Regions from separate parts of the Homo sapiens genome. Here region 1 is linked to region 2. Evidence: read pairs that join two places in POLR2A ChIA-PET (ENCODE). Cell type or tissue: MCF 10A. All regions are shown on one strand. Each heading gives the region's core, and the rest is flanking DNA. Links, peaks and the distances in the headings are about the cores only. Region 1 overlaps ABCA12 (ATP binding cassette subfamily A member 12). Region 2 has its middle 42 kb from the start of LINC02862.

Region 1 (8,393 bases), core at 1,848-5,847, 120 kb after region 2:
TCTTTGGTTCAACAATAAAACTAACAATTTTTTCTACCATTATTTTGCAGCTTTGGACACTTGTCTTGATCTTATGGCCAGTCATTATTTTCATAATTTTGGCTATTACTCGGACCAAATTTCCTCCAACTGCAAAACCAACTTGTAAGTAAATGACATTTGTTTATTTCCTTAATTTTTGGATTCTAGTTAAAATTTATTTTGGTACCACTTTAGTGTTTCATTTCAAAAATTTTTTTTTGTATAGTGTTTTCACTTGGAAGGATTAATATGAACAATTTGTGTGTTTTTTACCCTAGATTTTCAAGTTAGTCAGAAAGTTGAGTTTGTAATATTTATCTAGAAAAATATGAAGCTTGTAGAAGCCAGAAAATATTTTAGCCTTTATAAAATTTTGACTCATTTATTATTCATTTCATAAATCTTGCCATGATATGCACAGCACAAACAAGCAGCAATCTCTTGCTATATCATTCTTTACTTTTGTAATGGAAACCATAGTCTTGTATTTGATCAACTGAACAAATGAAAATCCAGAGTAGTATACAAATCCCTTCTCTCTCTTTAGGGCTGATATTTGAGTGGTGTAAATGTGTCAACACATTTAGTTCAAGAGAAGATTGTTATCTAATTAGCGCTCTTTCAGTTACATTTAGTAATTGTCAAGTTGTAAAATGGGCAGAATGCCCGACACTCCGTTATTTTCTTTTGGATCCAGAATGAAAAAGTAGAAAGGACTAAGAAAAGTCCTCAGAACTGAGGGGGATGAGGGTTTTAACCCCAGTGGCTTGATGAATGCTGTTTTCATTTTTATTTTTTCCCTGTGAAGCCAGTTTTCTTAAAAGAGGAGGAAAAGTCAAACCAGACACTTCTTGCTTCACAAAGCAGCCATCTCCTAAAAAGCTTCTTGTAAATCAAATTTCTATAAATTAGATTGTATTTCACATAAATTATGGTAATTTGCTATGTAAAAGAAGACAATCCTGAATTATTTTGTAAAGAGAGTAAAAAGCTAGTGACTTTTAAAAATAATTAGTGTTTTTGAATCACCCAGTTCTAAGAAATCAGATGAGAACCATAGCAGAATTTACGTGAATCATGCTCAATAGGCTAATTCAAAAGAAAATGTCAACTCAGTTAGTGGAAAGCATTTAAACTGTTGGTGCTAGAATAAACAATTCCTTACATTTAAATAGTACCTTATTTCTTTTTTGTTTTGTTTTGTCGAGACGTAGTCTCACTCTGTCGCCCAGGCTGGAGTGCAGTGGCGCGATTTCGGCTCACTGCAAGCAAGCTCTGCCTCCTGGGTTCACACCATTCTCCTGCCTTAGCCTCCTGAGTAGGTGGGACTACAGGCGCCCATCACCACGCCTGGCTAATTTTTTTGTATTTTTAGTAGAGACCGGGTTTCACTGTGTTAGCCGGGATGGTCTTGATCTCCTGACCTTGTGATCCACCCACCTCGGCCTCCCAAAGTGCTGGGATTACAGGCGTGAGCCACCGCGCCCAGCCAACAGTGCCTTACTTCTAAAGGATGTTTTCTCAAGTCATTTGAGTTATTGATGAGATTTTATTTGATTGTTCATAAAAACAGCATAATTTTGCTCTCTTCATATTATGTGTATATTAGTTATTTATAACAGATTGACTCCACCGTATACTGTTGGAGTTTATATGTTTGTTCATATCTTAAGTAGCATGGGTCTCAGAAATAATCCATTTATATATTTCTACATATCTTAAGTAGCATGGGCTTCAGGAATACCATATAAGTAGGACAAATACTCTTAAATATTCTGGTTTAATATGCTAACTATCAATTTTCTAACAATAGTGATGGGAGGATTTTAATAGCTCCTTTCAACACCTATTTTCACCAATTTCTTGTTTTTAAGGACTTTTCAGTTACATAAAGTTCCTCTTGTAAAACTTCCAAGAGAGAAATATAAGGTCTTTGAATGAGCAGTCTTAAATTAATTGATATTACCTGATAGCATTAGAGATTCATGGAAAAAACTGTGGAAAGCTCTTATAATTCTACTAAATTAGGAAGAAAAAAAATACTAGAGAAATAATGTGATATGTGCCTCTTAGGCCTAATCTAAAGGGCTCTGAAAAAACATTGTATCAGGGAGGAGATGAATAACTTTTTGCTATGGACCTATTATCATACTCTAATAATAACTAGCCAAGGAAGTGATTATCTTTCTGTTTATCAGTAGGACAGTACAAAATTATAGGATGGTTCAAACACGGAAAGTATGTTTGTTAGTCTCTTAGACCTTATCAGACTCAGTCTAAAAAATAGTTTTTTGGTTTGTTATTACAAGTAGAAGTGACCCTCTCACTTTACAAATGAGAAACCTGCAACACAGGGAGATTACAGTTTGCCAAAATTCAATCATGTGGGATAGGAAAGAAAGGTGGTGAAAACCGCTTCTTTGTCCATGAGATTTACCGCATCTTACCCTTTTATACACAAATTTTTTCTAAGTCTGAAACTCCTATTTGGGTAAATAAGAGCCAAGTAAAAATTATGCCCAAAGTTTCAATACATTCTATAATCAATAGAATATAAAATGTAATTTTGTAATCAGAGGTGCTATAGAGTAATTTGGAGAATGTAAGACTGGTAGAGAAGCAGTTACTTGCCCCCCCGCCTCCTTTTTTTTTTTTGAGACAGTCTTGCTCTGTCGCCCAGGCTAGAGTACAGTGGTGCGATCTCGGCTCGCTGCCACCTCTGCCTCCTGGGTTCAAGCAATTCTCTGCCTCAGCCTCCTGAGTAGCTGGGATTACAGGAGCCCACCACCACACCTGGCTAATTTTTGTATTTTTAGTAGAGACGGGGGTTTCACCATCTTGGCCAGGCTGGTCTGGAACTCCTGACCTCGTGATCCACCGCCTCGGCCTCCCAAAATGCTGGGATTACAGGCATGAGTCACCGCACCTGGCCTTTTCCCCCTCTTTTGTCGTAGAAAGAATAACTTTGAGATGACAGTTTGGATTTAGATGCTTTTATCCTGTTTTTTAAATTGCTCTTGTTTTTCTTTGTTTCTCATGTATGTCTTTTATGCTGAAAGATTAGAATTGGCCAATAATTCATCATAATAAAAATATTTCTTGATCTCATACTGTGTACCAGATATTTAGTAAGGTGGTGACTGTATTATTCATCTCACAGTTGAGAAAACTAATGCACAGAGAACTTAAGTAACTTGACCAAGATGGTACCGTTAATAAGTGGTGGTGTCAGGATTTGAAACCAAGCAGTCTGGCCCCAGAATCTTGTTTTAAGCTCATGAACTCACATTTCTTACATCTAGTAGTCAGTACTAATTTTTCACATTGCATCATTTACATTTTGTAAAAGTGAACTAAAATTAGAAACTAGGATTGGAAGCACCCCTGCTTTGCCTCAATTATGAAATCAAGAAATATGGGGAGTAAGTGCATTCCAATGTATGTATTAGAGTTATCCTAACTATTAGTATTCAGTGCTACCTGTGTCCAACTAATTCTTCATGAAGCATTGTAGCTGAAGTATCATAGAAATTAGGTCCTCTTTAATAGAGTTAAAATCATTTGTGGGCTACAGTGCTAGTTGGGCAATAGAGAAGTGAAGATGAAACTCTAGAATCCACCTCTAAATGAAACTCAGCCATGGTGGGTCCCTCAGTCTTCATCATTAGATCATGGGTGTGCTGGAGAGCAAGGTGCAGTCTGGAATCCTGCACTCATGCCCTTGCCCTCACTTCCTTGAAAACATACCACGGGAAAAGTCAGCAGCAAGAGCAAGGCCAGAACACACCTCACTCCTCTGACTTTCACAACTCTCATCAGTGAGATGCCCCACAGGCTCTTTCAACATTAAGACTGTACAATAGCTCCTCTTAACAATTCGGGCACTGGAGTCATAACAACATGCATGGATCCCACAACAACTTCTGTTCTGTAATACTGTGGGTACATTCTGCTCCCAGAAGAGTCAGGCAGGTCTGTAGGACTTGATAACTCATTTAGAACAAATATAATTAGTGACGTAAAGGATTCCCTTCATAGTCTTTTTGATGGTTGGGCATCTGGAGAAGTCTGCATTTTTGATGAGCGGGAACCAGCTGCAATCCCTGACACCATTGGTGCTGGTCCAGATAACATAGATATTCCTGACATCACCTGACTTCACTCATTCCCTTTTGTGTTGCAACAAATGGCTTAGGTAACTAGCCTCTGCAAAGAATAAATCCCAGGTGAAGAAAACCTTTTGAGCCTGGCAGGCAGGCCCTAATTCTTCTCATTCAAACAGGGAAGAAATGAGCTGAGGTGCCAAGTTTGAAGTAGTTTCAATCTCTTATAATCTCCACATGCAGCAGCTTGTCAAGAGGCAAATGTTAAAGCCAAAAAACACTGCTTAGGATCAAGGGCCAACAAAACAGCACAAATCTCTACAAGACACACTTAGACTAAGCCAAGCTGTAATGTGCGGCAAGCTTATTTTGTCTCCCTTTAATACACACATACCCATGAATGTCCAGGCAAGCAGCCCCTAATTACTGTACAACTATTTTTCAAGTACAGTAAAACCCTGACAGAATGAGATAAGTAGACTCCAAAAAAAGTAGTCATGTCAAATAAGGAGTCACACTTTTGTGAAGTTTATGAAAAACAATGTTTTTCTATTGTTCCCTAAATACCTCTAAAAGTACAATGGAAATCATACTGTGCAAATATGACCATACATTACATTAAGCCCCAACTATCTCAAGGCTGTCACTTTCTAACACTCCTGGGCCCTCTGCGGATAAGAAATTCAGCCCATCTTGCATGTGAAAATCAGGGCTGGTGGAAGGCAGGAGCCAGCCATGAATTGAATTATATCCAAATTTATATTATCACAGAGTTATACTAAATAGCACCCATCCAGATGTTACTCAACAGCTTTGGTAAATGCAAGAACGTCCAACATTTTCAGCCTGACTTTTTTTTTTTTTTTTTGCCTCCAAAGCATACCCTTTATCTTCAGGGATGCATACAAGTAATAACAGGGATGAACATTTATTGAACACTTTGCTATGTGTCAGACACTGTGCTAAGTACTTTGCATGCCTTAGTTAATACTCACATCATTTCTTTGGACCTTGTAATAGAATTGTCCCTATTTTAAAGATGAGAAAATTGAGACACAAATAATGTGTTAAGTAATTTACCAAGGTTCACATGGTTATTATGTGCTGGAGCCTGGATTTTTGGATAAGATACCTGCGGACAGATGGTTTTATCTGGGTCATGGGTGTCACCGATGGCGGTCCTGAGGTCTGGTTCATTACAATAACTCATTTTTCTTCCTCATACCACTTATTAGGACTATCATAGATTGAGCATTGCTGTAAAAATGAACTCAAGTTGTTTTTCTACTTGTTAGTAGCTCTGGGAAAAAAAAAATGTGAGAAGGAGGATTGAAATTGTTGATCAACAAGTGGTTTGTGGGATCCATGCAAGTTGTTATGACTCCAGCGCCCGAATTGTTAAGAAGAGCTATTGTACAGTCTTAATGTTGAAAGAGCCTCTGGGGCATCTCACTGATGAGGGTTGTGAAAGTCAGAGGAGTGAGGTGTGTTCTGGCCTTGCTCTTGCTGCTGACTTTTCCTGTGGTATGTTTTCAGGGAAGTGAGGACAAGGGCATGAGTGCAGGATTCCAGACTGCACCTTGCTCTCCAGCACACCCATGATCTAATGATGAAAACTGAAGGACCCACAGGAAATAATTTCATTTGCTATCTTGATTGGCTAAAAATTTACATAGGTTTTTTTGTTGTTGTTGTTCTGAGGAGCTCAGAATTCATCATCATTTGTCTTTTGCTGTGGATTGCCCAATCCAGTTTCTGCATTCTCATGAGTACCAGCAACACTAGTTAGTCTTTCAGGTTAGAAACATCTGAATCATCCATGACTCCTCCCTTCGTTTACCTCCCATAACCGCTGGCATGCAAGTCAGAATCCATTTGTGAAATGTGTCCCAGAGTTACTGCTGCCCTTCCATCCTTCCTGTCACCCCTTGGTTCAAGATCCCATTGTCTCATGCTTGGATTGCTTCCATAGCTTTGTGACTGTGTGAAAGTGCGTGTGTGTGTGTGTGTGTGTGCGTGTGTGTGTGTGTGTGTGTGTCTTGAAGCCCTAACTCCAACTCTTTCCATGTTTCTTCATCAGATAATCTCCCTAGAATACTATTTGGGCCCATTAGGTTTCACCTTCTCTTTGTCTGACTTTCAAGACCTGCATAATCAGGATTCTTCCAACTTTGTGTTCATTCTGTTCTGCAGTAGAATGCCTGTGCTTAAGGAGGAGGTGTCTGAATGTCCTCCACACGTCTCATTCTCACTCCCACGTTGATGCATGTCCTTTTATCTTCCCTGCATGCCAGTTAAAAGCCAAGCTCACATCCAGGGTACTCCCATTTAGCCTTGTCTGATCACTCAAACCCCAATCAATTTTCCTTTATATCTCTCTTGTTGAAGTATTGGCTTATAATGGTCTTTAAGTGTTTGCTGCTTCAGTCTTGACTCACTTATTGGATAGATAGCACATTAATAGCAGAAATCACATCATACCACTGTACGCACAAGGTATAGCATGGTTCCTAACAGGGAACACAGTCAGAATGCAACAGGTAAAAATCTGATACAGTTTGGAAGATTTATATGGGTGACTGGATTACAAAATTCACTCAATGATAGATAGTAAAAAAAACTCAATGTGAGTCTGAGATGGGTAAGGGACAAGGAGTTAGTTTGTTTTGGTTTGCTATTTATTTTTCAGATCCAGGTAAATCTGATTATGGGATCAAAATAATGTCTATAATGCCCATATGGGGGAAAGAAAATGAATATAAAGCCCCGTCACTCCTTCCCAGCTACATCCACCTGGGAATTTCCATCACAAATACGAAAGAGTTCCAAATATGTAGGAGAGATTTTTTGTGTAGGAGCATTAACAGCCTGCTTCTTGCTTAAGAAGTTTCAGAACATTTTGGAACAGCTTTTGAATTTCACGGCCAAAGACCCATCCTGTACTTCCTCCATCAGCAAATTGTAGTAAGTGACTTTTTGGGAAACATTACTGACCCTTCACATACCAACATGGAGATAAATTCTGTGGAAGCCATAGAAACTGAAATTGGGATTTGATTGGGACCCTGTTTCCTCCAGTGTCCCGTGCAGAGCTGTCTGAAGCACACAGAGGGGTCGAAGATGTGGACACGGCTGCATCACTCACAGGGATGACTACAGCTCCTGCTGGCAGTGGTCCATCTCCCCCAGCTCCTGGCCTGACTCTCATGCAATGTGGATGGGCACACCCTAATGCCAGCTAACACGATGACAAGGTTTCTCAGCTAATGCCCTCTTAGGCTCAGTAAACAGAATTGCACAGAGAATAGGAAATATCTCTGAAGTACAATAAAACTTAATTTTAACAAGTAGAAAAATTAAGAGTAAGGAAGGGTATTTTCTCTCCATCCTGTATCATCCCCACATTGTGTAGTCTACCTTGCAAGCTTCCCAAAGGTGATTGTCTCAGTGAAATCGGCCATGGGAACCAAATGTCTTCTGGTTTTTACTCCTTTTCTCTTTCCTTCATAAGAGCAGAGGGCCTTTTGTCAGACAGGGCCTCCTCTCAGATAGGGAGTGCTAATGTCCAAGTCTATCCGATAAGTAAAGATGAATGGTTGAATATTTATAACATCTTTATAACATTTTTTTTAAATGGAATCTGTCCCTGTTGCCCAGGCTGGAGTGCAGTAGCGCAATCTCGGCTCACAGCAACCTCCACCACCAGGGTTCAAGTGATTCTCCTGCCTCTGCCTCCTGAGTAGCTGGGGTTACAGGCATCCACCAAGATACCTGGCTAATGTCAGATTTACCTGGATCTGAGAAGTAAATAGCAAAAACAAAACAAAACTAAACTAAACAAAAACTTGATATACTTAGATTAGTGCCTGCTATATGGTAAGAGCTATAAAAGTGTTGGACATTATTTTCTATACTGTATTATTTATGATACTATATTTGTATAGAGTATAGCATCTATCCTTGAGTATCATGAAGCTAATCTAGTATCTTGTCATTATTTGTCAGATGAGGAAACTGAGGCTCAGAAATTTTGAGGGATGTTATAGGGCCAGGTGCCATGGCTCATGCCTATAATCCCAGCACTTGTGGGAGGCTGAGTTGGGTGGATCACCTGAGGTCAGGAGTTCGAGACCAGCCTGGCCAACATGGTGAAACCCTGTCTCTACTAAAAATACAAAAAATTAGCTGGGCCTAGGGGTGGTCACCTGTAATCCCAGCTACTTGGTAGGCTGAGGCAGGATAATTGCTTGAACCCAGGAGGCAGACGTT
Region 2 (8,393 bases), core at 2,822-6,821:
ATATTTGGCTTATTGGGCCAGCCACCAGAAAATTTACTTAAAGAAATTTTATTTTTTTCTTGTGCTGCAACTTTATTGCATCATATTCATAGAATTGAGGCAATTAGTAACTTTTTATTCTTAGTGCTAACTATAGAAAGAAGGAAAAGAAAAGGTCTTAATAATTTCACTTTGCTGTATTTTATGTTCAAATAAGTTACAGCAGACATGTACTAATTTGAAAGTACAATGGGGGCAGATAAAACTTCTAAACTTTATATCCTCAAGGCCGTATACTCACCTAGAGGCACTTGCGGGCAAACCAGTCAAATGAGAGTTTATTCAAATGTCAACTCAATAATGTAAAAAGAGCATTTGCTCTGTGCGTGGGAGAGAGGGAGGGATAATGCATTATCCATCAATAAGGAATGCCAATATGGTAAATAGTGTGGCTGTGGCTATTTCTGAAAAATATTTGGGTCAGTGTTTTACAAACATGGCAAAATAAACAACTATTTCTTCACAGACTAGAACAAGGTCTTTCATGTTCAGAAAGAAGATAGATAGCTGCAATTTTAGTGTCCTAATTATTATTAAACTGAAGTCTTCTACCACCATTTCATTTTCTGTTTATTTCATAGCAGGAAATTGATTATTCCATATCATCGTTATCTGATGGTTTATATATATATAATATATAATTTGTATGTAATATAATTTGTGTATAATATATATTACAAAATAGTACAGACTCATTACAAAATAATATTCCGACAATTCAGAAATGTATAAAGTAGAAAACAAAAGTCTCAATTTCAACCAGTATTAATAGTTTAGTTTAGATTTTTTTTCACATATTTGCTTGTGTATCTCCCAATATATAATATTAAGAAAACCCTGAAGTAGTATTTTATTTTATTTATTTATTTATTTTTAGACACAGTCTCACTCTGTCTCCAGGCTGCAACCTCTGCCTCCCGTGTTCAAGCAATTCTCCTGCCCCAGCAGCCCAAGCAGCTGGGATCACAGGCATGCGCCACCACGCCCAGCTAATTTTTTTTTTTTCGTATTTTTAGTAGAGACGAGGTTTCACCATGTTGGTCAGGCTGGTCTTAGGCTTCTGACCTCAGGTGATCCACCCACCTCGGCCTCCCAGAGTGCTCAGATTACAGGCGTGAGCTACTGTGCCCAGCCTGAAGTAGTAGTAAAACATTAAACCTTTTTTTTGTTTTTTTTCTGAGAGTAGTCTCGCTCTGTCGCCAAGGCTGGAGTGAAGCGGCACATTCTCAGCTCACTGCATCCTCTGCCCCCCAAGTTCCAGGGAGTATCCTGCCTCAGCCTCCCAAGTAGCTGGGATCACAGGCATGCAGCACCACACCCAGCTACCTTTTTTTTTTTTTTTTTTTTTTTTGTATTTTTAGTAGAGATGGGGTTTCGCCATGCTGGTCAGGCTGGTCTCGAACTCCTGACTTCAGGTGATCTGCCCACCTCGGCCTCCCAAAGTGCTGGTATTACAGGCATGAGTTGCCGTGCCTGGCCTAAAACATTAAACTTTTCTGAAACTTACTCACTCTGACATAGTATCAGGGGCATCTTTTCATGTAGCACACATTACCCGGTTGATTTTAGTGACTGCAGAGTGTGATGTATTCTGGATGCTATCATTTATATCGATAATTCTGTATTGAGGCTGTTCTCTAACTCTGTTTTTCCCCAGTTGTAAAATTATTCATCCAATTAATTTTTTTAAGTTTCTGATTATGTTTCTAGAGAAAAAAAAATTAGTGTGTTTAGTGTGATGCTGAGCTGGGATACCAATGACTTGACATTAATTAGATTTTAAGGTAAACCTTGTATCCTCTCCTTACAGAGTTCTTTGAACCACTATTTGAGTTGCTACAGGTCACAAAGTGGTTTGCTAGCTTTAGGATGACTGATTTTCTCCAACTGTGTTAAGTTTTGAAATATTTTTAAACAAATTATATATTCATTTAAGCCTTCTATGCATTGACCATAGTAGTAAATTTTCTTCTAATATTAGACTTCTGTTGAGATGCAGTTAAATAAAATAGCAGGAAGTAACATTTTATTCTAAATTTTAATTGTGACATGTATCTTGCATGTGTAGTTGTACACAGCATGTATGTACAAAGTAAAGTGTCATAATAAAATGAACACATGTGTACTCACCACTCAGGAAATAAACTTGGTAAGTTCCCTAGAAGACCTTAGTGTTCTGCCTTGACTGTTTCTCCTCCTGCTCCATCCCCCACTACAGGTCACCTCTATAGTAGATTGTGTTAATAATTTTCATGGTTTTCTTTATAGTTTTGTTACTTAGGTATGTGCTGTAAATAGCACATTTACTTTTCTTATTTTTGAATTATATATAAATGGAATCATACAGTAGGCATGCTTCTGGGGTTATTCCTTTTGCCCATCATACCATTTTTGAGATTCAACCATGTTGATGTTTGCAGTAGATTGTTCACTGTATTACACAAATATACCACAATGTATATATCCCATTTTATTTTGTCGTTTGCAGGTTTTTGCTGTCTTGACGTAACATAATAGTGCTGCAATAAATACTTTTCTACTTGTCTCTTGGTGTACATATGTAAGACTTCCTGTAGACAGTGATATTCAAAGATTTTTGCCTGAGATACACAGTAAAAATATATCTTTTCTTTTTTTTGAGATGGAGTCTCACTCTGTTGCCCAGGCTGGAGTGCAGTGGTGCGATCTCAGCTCACTGCAACCTCCACCTCCCGGGTTCAAGCGATTCTCCTGCTTCAGCCTCTGGAGTAGCTGGGATTACAGGTGTGCACCACCACGCCTGGCTAATTTTTGTATTTTTAGTAGAGATGGGGTCTTGACGTCCAAGACCCCCCTGGGGTCTTGACTGTTGGCCAGGCTCATCTCGAACTCCTGACCTCAGGTGATCTGCCCGCCTTGGCCTCCCAAAGTGCTGGGATTACAGACGTGAGCCACCGGGCCTGGCCTAAAATAAATGTTTATTATCATAATTCGGTCAGTACACATATGTACACACCTACATAATGTGTGAAGGAAACAATACATATCCTTACTAATTGCAATGCATTCTGATATCTCTATTCAATTCTTATATTTCCATTCTTTCTATTGACTTTTAAGTGACTGTGTTACAAGTCACAGTCTGAAATGTACAGCCCTCGGATATGGACACAGGAGTGGAAGTAGTGTGTTGCTATATAAGCACATGTCCAATTTTATTAGATGATGCTAAACTGCTTTCCACATTTATTCTCTAAAAACAGTGGGTGGGAGATTTCAGTTGTTATACTTAGTTATCACTGCTTGATTTGACCAATCTTTAATTTTCACCAGTCTTCCATGTGTGGGATTATATTTCATTCTATAAGGTTGAGCATCTTTTCATATGTTCCTGGGCCCTTTGTGCTTGTTTCTGTGATCTTTCATTCCTTTGACTATTTTTCAATTGGTCTGTCATTTTCTTGTTGATTCATAGCTATACTTTACATATCCTGGATGCCAAGCTTTCATATCTTGTTCAGTTTGTGGCTTATTTTCTTACTTTTATAGTGGTGTCATTTATTGAATAAAAGTCCTGAATTTTAATTTTCAATCTTCTTTAAGGTTGGTGATTTTTAGGTCTCAGGAAATCTCTTTCTACCCTGAGTTCATGAAGATGTTCTCATATACAGTTGACCCTTGGACAATGCAGAGGTTAGGCATGCTGACGCCCACACAGTTAAAAATCCATGTAAAACTTTTGATGCCTCCAAAACTTAGCTACTAATAGCTACTGTTGACTGGAAGCCTTACCGATAGCATAAACAGTCAATTAACACATATTTTGTATGTTAAATGTATTATATACTATATTCTTACAATAAAGTAAGCTACAGAAAAGAAAATGTTATTAAGAAAATAATAAGTGAAAAATATATTTGCTGTTCATTAGATGGAAGTGGATTATCATAAATGTCTTCTTTGTCGTCTTCACGTTGAGTAGGCTGGTAAGGAGGAGGAGGAAGCGGGGTTGTCCTTGTGGTCTCAGGGGTGTCAGAGGTAGAAGAAAATCCACATGCAACTGGACTCATGCAGTTCAAACCTATATTGTTCAAAAGTCAACTATAATCTCTTAACAGTTGTATATTTTGCCTTACAAATCTTTAATCAATCTGAAATTGATTTTTTTCATATAGTGTGAAGTAGTAACCCACTTTCATTTTTGTCCATATGGATATACTCAATTGTTTCAGAACTATTTCCTGCAGTGCCTTCCTTTTCTCTACATCTGTAGTGCCAATTTTATTATATTTTCTGCATAGGGCTGTCTCTGGGCTTTCTGTTCTGTTCTATTTGTCTATTTGTCTATCCCTGTGCCAATATCATGGCATGTCTTAATTATTTAGCTTTATAATAAGGCTTGATATCCAGTAGGGCAAGTTTCTTCCATTTACTTTTCTTCAGTAATATTTTCATCATGGTCCTAAGCTCTTCTATGTAAATTTTGAGAATGAGTTTGACAATTTCTCCAAAATAACCCTTGGAGATTCTAATCTGAATTATATTGAATCTCTCGGTCAATTTAGGAAGAAGTGATTTCTTTAGTATAGAAAGTTTTCTTATCCAGGAAATGGTCTACCTTTCCATTTTATTTAGGTCTAACTTTGGTATCTCTTAATATGTTTTATAATTTTCTCCACAGAGATCTTTCCATCTTGTTTGATTTATGTATGGATACAATATATGTGTTGCTATTGTAAATTTGTTATGTAAAAATGCAATATATTTTAAAAATATTCGTTTTATATATACAACTTCTCTAGACCTGTTCAGTTCTAATATTTAATCTGCATATCATGTGAGTTTTACACTGAGACTATCACATCATCTATAAATAATGACATTGTTTCTCCTCCTTTCTGATTGTTACACTTTTTTTTTCCTATTTATTTATTTGAGACGGAGTCTCACTCTGTCTCCCAGGCTGGGGTGCAGTGGTGCGATCTCGGCTCACTGCAACCTCTACCTCCCGGGTCCAAGCAATTCCCCTGCCTCACTCAGCCTCCTGAGTACAGTTGCCCCCCACCATGCCCAGCTAATTATTTTATTTTTAGTAGAGACGGGGTTTTGCCATGTTCGCCAGGCTGGCCTTGAACTTCTGGCCTCAGGTGATCCACCTGCCTCAGCCTCCTAAAGTGCTGGGAATACAGGCGTGAGCCACTACGCCCAGCCCCATTTTCTTACTTTAATATCCTGGCAAAGATCTCAAACACAATTTCAGGTGGGATCAATGACAGCCAGTATCTTGTTTTGACGCTGATTCAGAAAGAATGTGCTCAGCTTTTTATCAGTAAGTACTTTGTGTGCTTGCTTACATTTCGCTGTTGTTCTAGACGCCATTTCGTGCTGCATAGTTTTCATGGTCACTGCAGATATCGCTCCACTTTTCCCACCGGTTGGTGCCCTGAGGGGCCCACATTTATGGGCCACTTCAGTGATTTTTTTTTGGCTTCCATGGGCTCCTACTGCTTTCAGCCAGTGAGGATCAATGGCAGGAGAGGGAGGAGAGCAGACAGAGGGAGGAGAAAGGTAGGATCTTTATTTCCCTTGCTGTTTCACTGTGCAACCCTGCACAAGCCAGCTGCATCACTAGGAAGAAAGTCAGGCTTCTTTTTTTTTCTTTCTTTTTTTTTTTTTTTTTTGAGACGGAGTCTCCCTCTGTCCCCCAGGCTGGAGTGCAATGGCGTGATCTCAGCTAACTGCAATCTCCACCTTCTGGGTTCAAGGCGATTCTGCTACCTCAGTCTCCGGATTATAGGATTTAGCTAGGATTACAGGCACTTGCCACCATGCCCAGCTAATTTCTGTATTTTTAGTAGAAATGGGGTTTCACCATGTTGGCCAGGCTGGTCTCGAACTCCTGACCTCAAGTGATCCGCCTGCCTCAGCCTCCCAAAGTGCTGGGATTACAGGCATGAGCCACTGGACTGGCCAGAAAGTCAGGCCCCTTCTATCGCTCTGTGTGTGTGTATGTGTCTCTGTGTGTGTGTGTGTGTGTGTGTGTGTGTGTGTTTCCCCTAGTTAACTTTTGGTGAGTAATTCTAATTTAATTCCACTGTGGTCAGCAAATGTGATGTGTTTATTATCTTTGAAATTCCTTGAGGCTACTTTATGGCCTAGCTCATGGTCGATTTTTATATCATTTATATGTCTGTTTAAAAAATTGATTTCTGCTATTGCCAGATATAATGATTATTCTGTTGACAAAAATTTCCTGAGGACCTACTGTGTGCTAGGCATTGAGGCATTGTTTTAGCTGATGTGAATAAGCAGTCAACAAACAGAAAAAATTCCTCCTTTTTGGGAGAGCATATTCTAGGGAAGGAAATAGAAGACAAAATAAAAAAAGTGAAGCATATGGTGCATGTGATAGCAATGAAGGAAAAGGAGGAAAAATATAGTAGGAAGAGTACTGGAGGTAACTTTCCATACTCTTGGTCAAAGGCAGCCTCAATAAAGACTGTAGAAAACAAGCCATGTAAATATTTGTGAAATTGAATAAACATATCTTAGCTCTTATCATTACCTTTTGATTCTAGTTACCATTATTATATATTCCAGATATTTATTTCATTTATTTCTTAGAGCTTTTGAAAATGTGTAGAAGTTTCTTTCAAAGTCACTAAAACTGTTCATATTTTCTCCATCAACCTGAAAATTTTTCCTAAAGAATCATTTAAGACAAATTTTGGATGGGGTGTGTGGCTCATGCCTGTAATTCCAGCACTTTGGGAAGCCAAGGCAGGCAGATCACTTGAGGTCAGGAGTTCAAGACCAGCCTTGGCAACGTGGTGAAACCCCGTCTCTACCAAAAATACAAAAATTAGCCTATACTAAAAATATAAAAATGAGCTGGGCATGGTGGCAGGCGCCTGTAATCCCAGCTACTTGGAAGACTGAGGCAGGAGAATCACTTGAACCTGGGAGGTGGAGGTTGTAGTGAGCCAAGATTGTGCCACTGCAGTCCAGCCTGGGCAACACAGCAAGACTCCGTCTCAAGAAAAAAAAAAAAAAAAAAGACAAATTTTGGAAAGTTTCTCCCCTTTTAGATATCTTTTCCCCATAAAAATAATATTATAAGGCCACATGTGATGGCTCACACCTGTAATCCCAGCACTTTGGGAGGCCGGGGCAAGTGGATCACTTGAGGTTAGGAGTTTGAGACCAGCCTAGCCAACATGACAAAACCCAGTCTCTACTAAAAATACAAAAATTAGCCAGGTGTGTTGGTGGGCGCCTGTAATCCCAGCTACTCAGGCAGCTGAGGCATTAGAATCGCTTGAACCCCAGAAGCGGAGGTTGTGGTGAGCCGAGATCACGCCACTGCACTCCAGCCTGGGTGACAGAGCAAGACTTTGTCTTAAAATAATAATAATAATAATAATAATAATAATAATAATAATAGTATAACAATAGTGTTTTACATAATTGTTTATGGTAAATTCTCGGTGTTTCAATAATACATCTAATCTACTAATGTGAACATCTATAGCATTTTCCATCCAAAGGAAAACACCTTCTCAGTTTTGAAGTCACAATTTAAAATTGGATCAAATATTACTATGTACACAGTGTTTAATTTGTGCTTTATTTGATTAAAACTCTTCCACCTCCTACTACAAAAGTTTTAATGAGGCTGAAATAACTAAATTTTAATACTTAATTTGAATTATCTCTAAAATAATGTTTTATATTAGAGAAAAAAAGCCTATTTTCTCTAATAATAAATTAGGTAGTTGGATATATGTGAACAAATTATTTCTGGGACTCAGATTTTTTATTCGTATGAAGCAAGTTAGTACCTGAGTTTATTTTCCTTCTCAGTCTTTGCCAGTCTTGTTTACTCAGATATCTTTCAAGATAAACAAAATTGGCAGTACCATTCTTCTTAGGGAGAAAAGATCTTTATTTCGGAAAATAATTCTTTTTGCTAATGGGGACACAGGGAGGGGATATGTGGAAAAGTGCTTTGCATAAGGGTGGGGAGAGCAGAGACAACAGAAGAATGTGGAGCCCAACAACCTAGCTGGAGGTTGGAGCCTGAGTTGAAGAAAACACAGAACATGTTTTCTAAAGAGGACGCTTAATATTTAATTTAAAATCTTTCATGTTTGTTCAATATAAATATCCTGCATTTTTCAAATGTTCAGAATATTACTGTGTACTTTTGGAAAGTTAGCAATATGGCTTTTGTGCAAATATAAAATGAACATGTAAAAAATGTATTCAATTCATTAATGCAGGAAGTTGTATGCTATTAAGACTAGTTCAGATGAGAATTGAAGAACAGGTATAAATAGAAACTCAAGATGCTTAAATTTAGGTAACAGATAAAA

What was found. ChIA-PET counts read pairs that join two places held together with the same protein. Peaks named below come from ENCODE experiments on the same cell type or tissue, not always from the same donor. Only the 100,000 strongest peaks of a DNase experiment are listed, where the experiment ranks them.
Region 1: POLR2A ChIA-PET joins it to region 2 with 5 read pairs; 2 of 35 experiments call an interaction of 5 or more read pairs at or near these places.

The regions. Positions count from the first base shown.
Region 1 is chr2:215,103,348-215,111,740 of GRCh38, reverse strand. It overlaps ABCA12 (ATP binding cassette subfamily A member 12), which reads left to right. Exons shown (of 53, transcript NM_173076.3): 2 at 51-144. Among named protein-coding and RNA genes, the nearest start is that of ABCA12, 31 kb to the left of the region's middle. In MCF 10A, for the core only: no CTCF peak of the experiment used is centred there; DNase peaks (open chromatin) are centred at 4,330 and 5,570.
Region 2 is chr2:215,229,068-215,237,460 of GRCh38, reverse strand. No RefSeq gene overlaps it. Among named protein-coding and RNA genes, the nearest start is that of LINC02862, 42 kb to the left of the region's middle. In MCF 10A, for the core only: no CTCF peak of the experiment used is centred there; no DNase peak of the experiment used is centred there.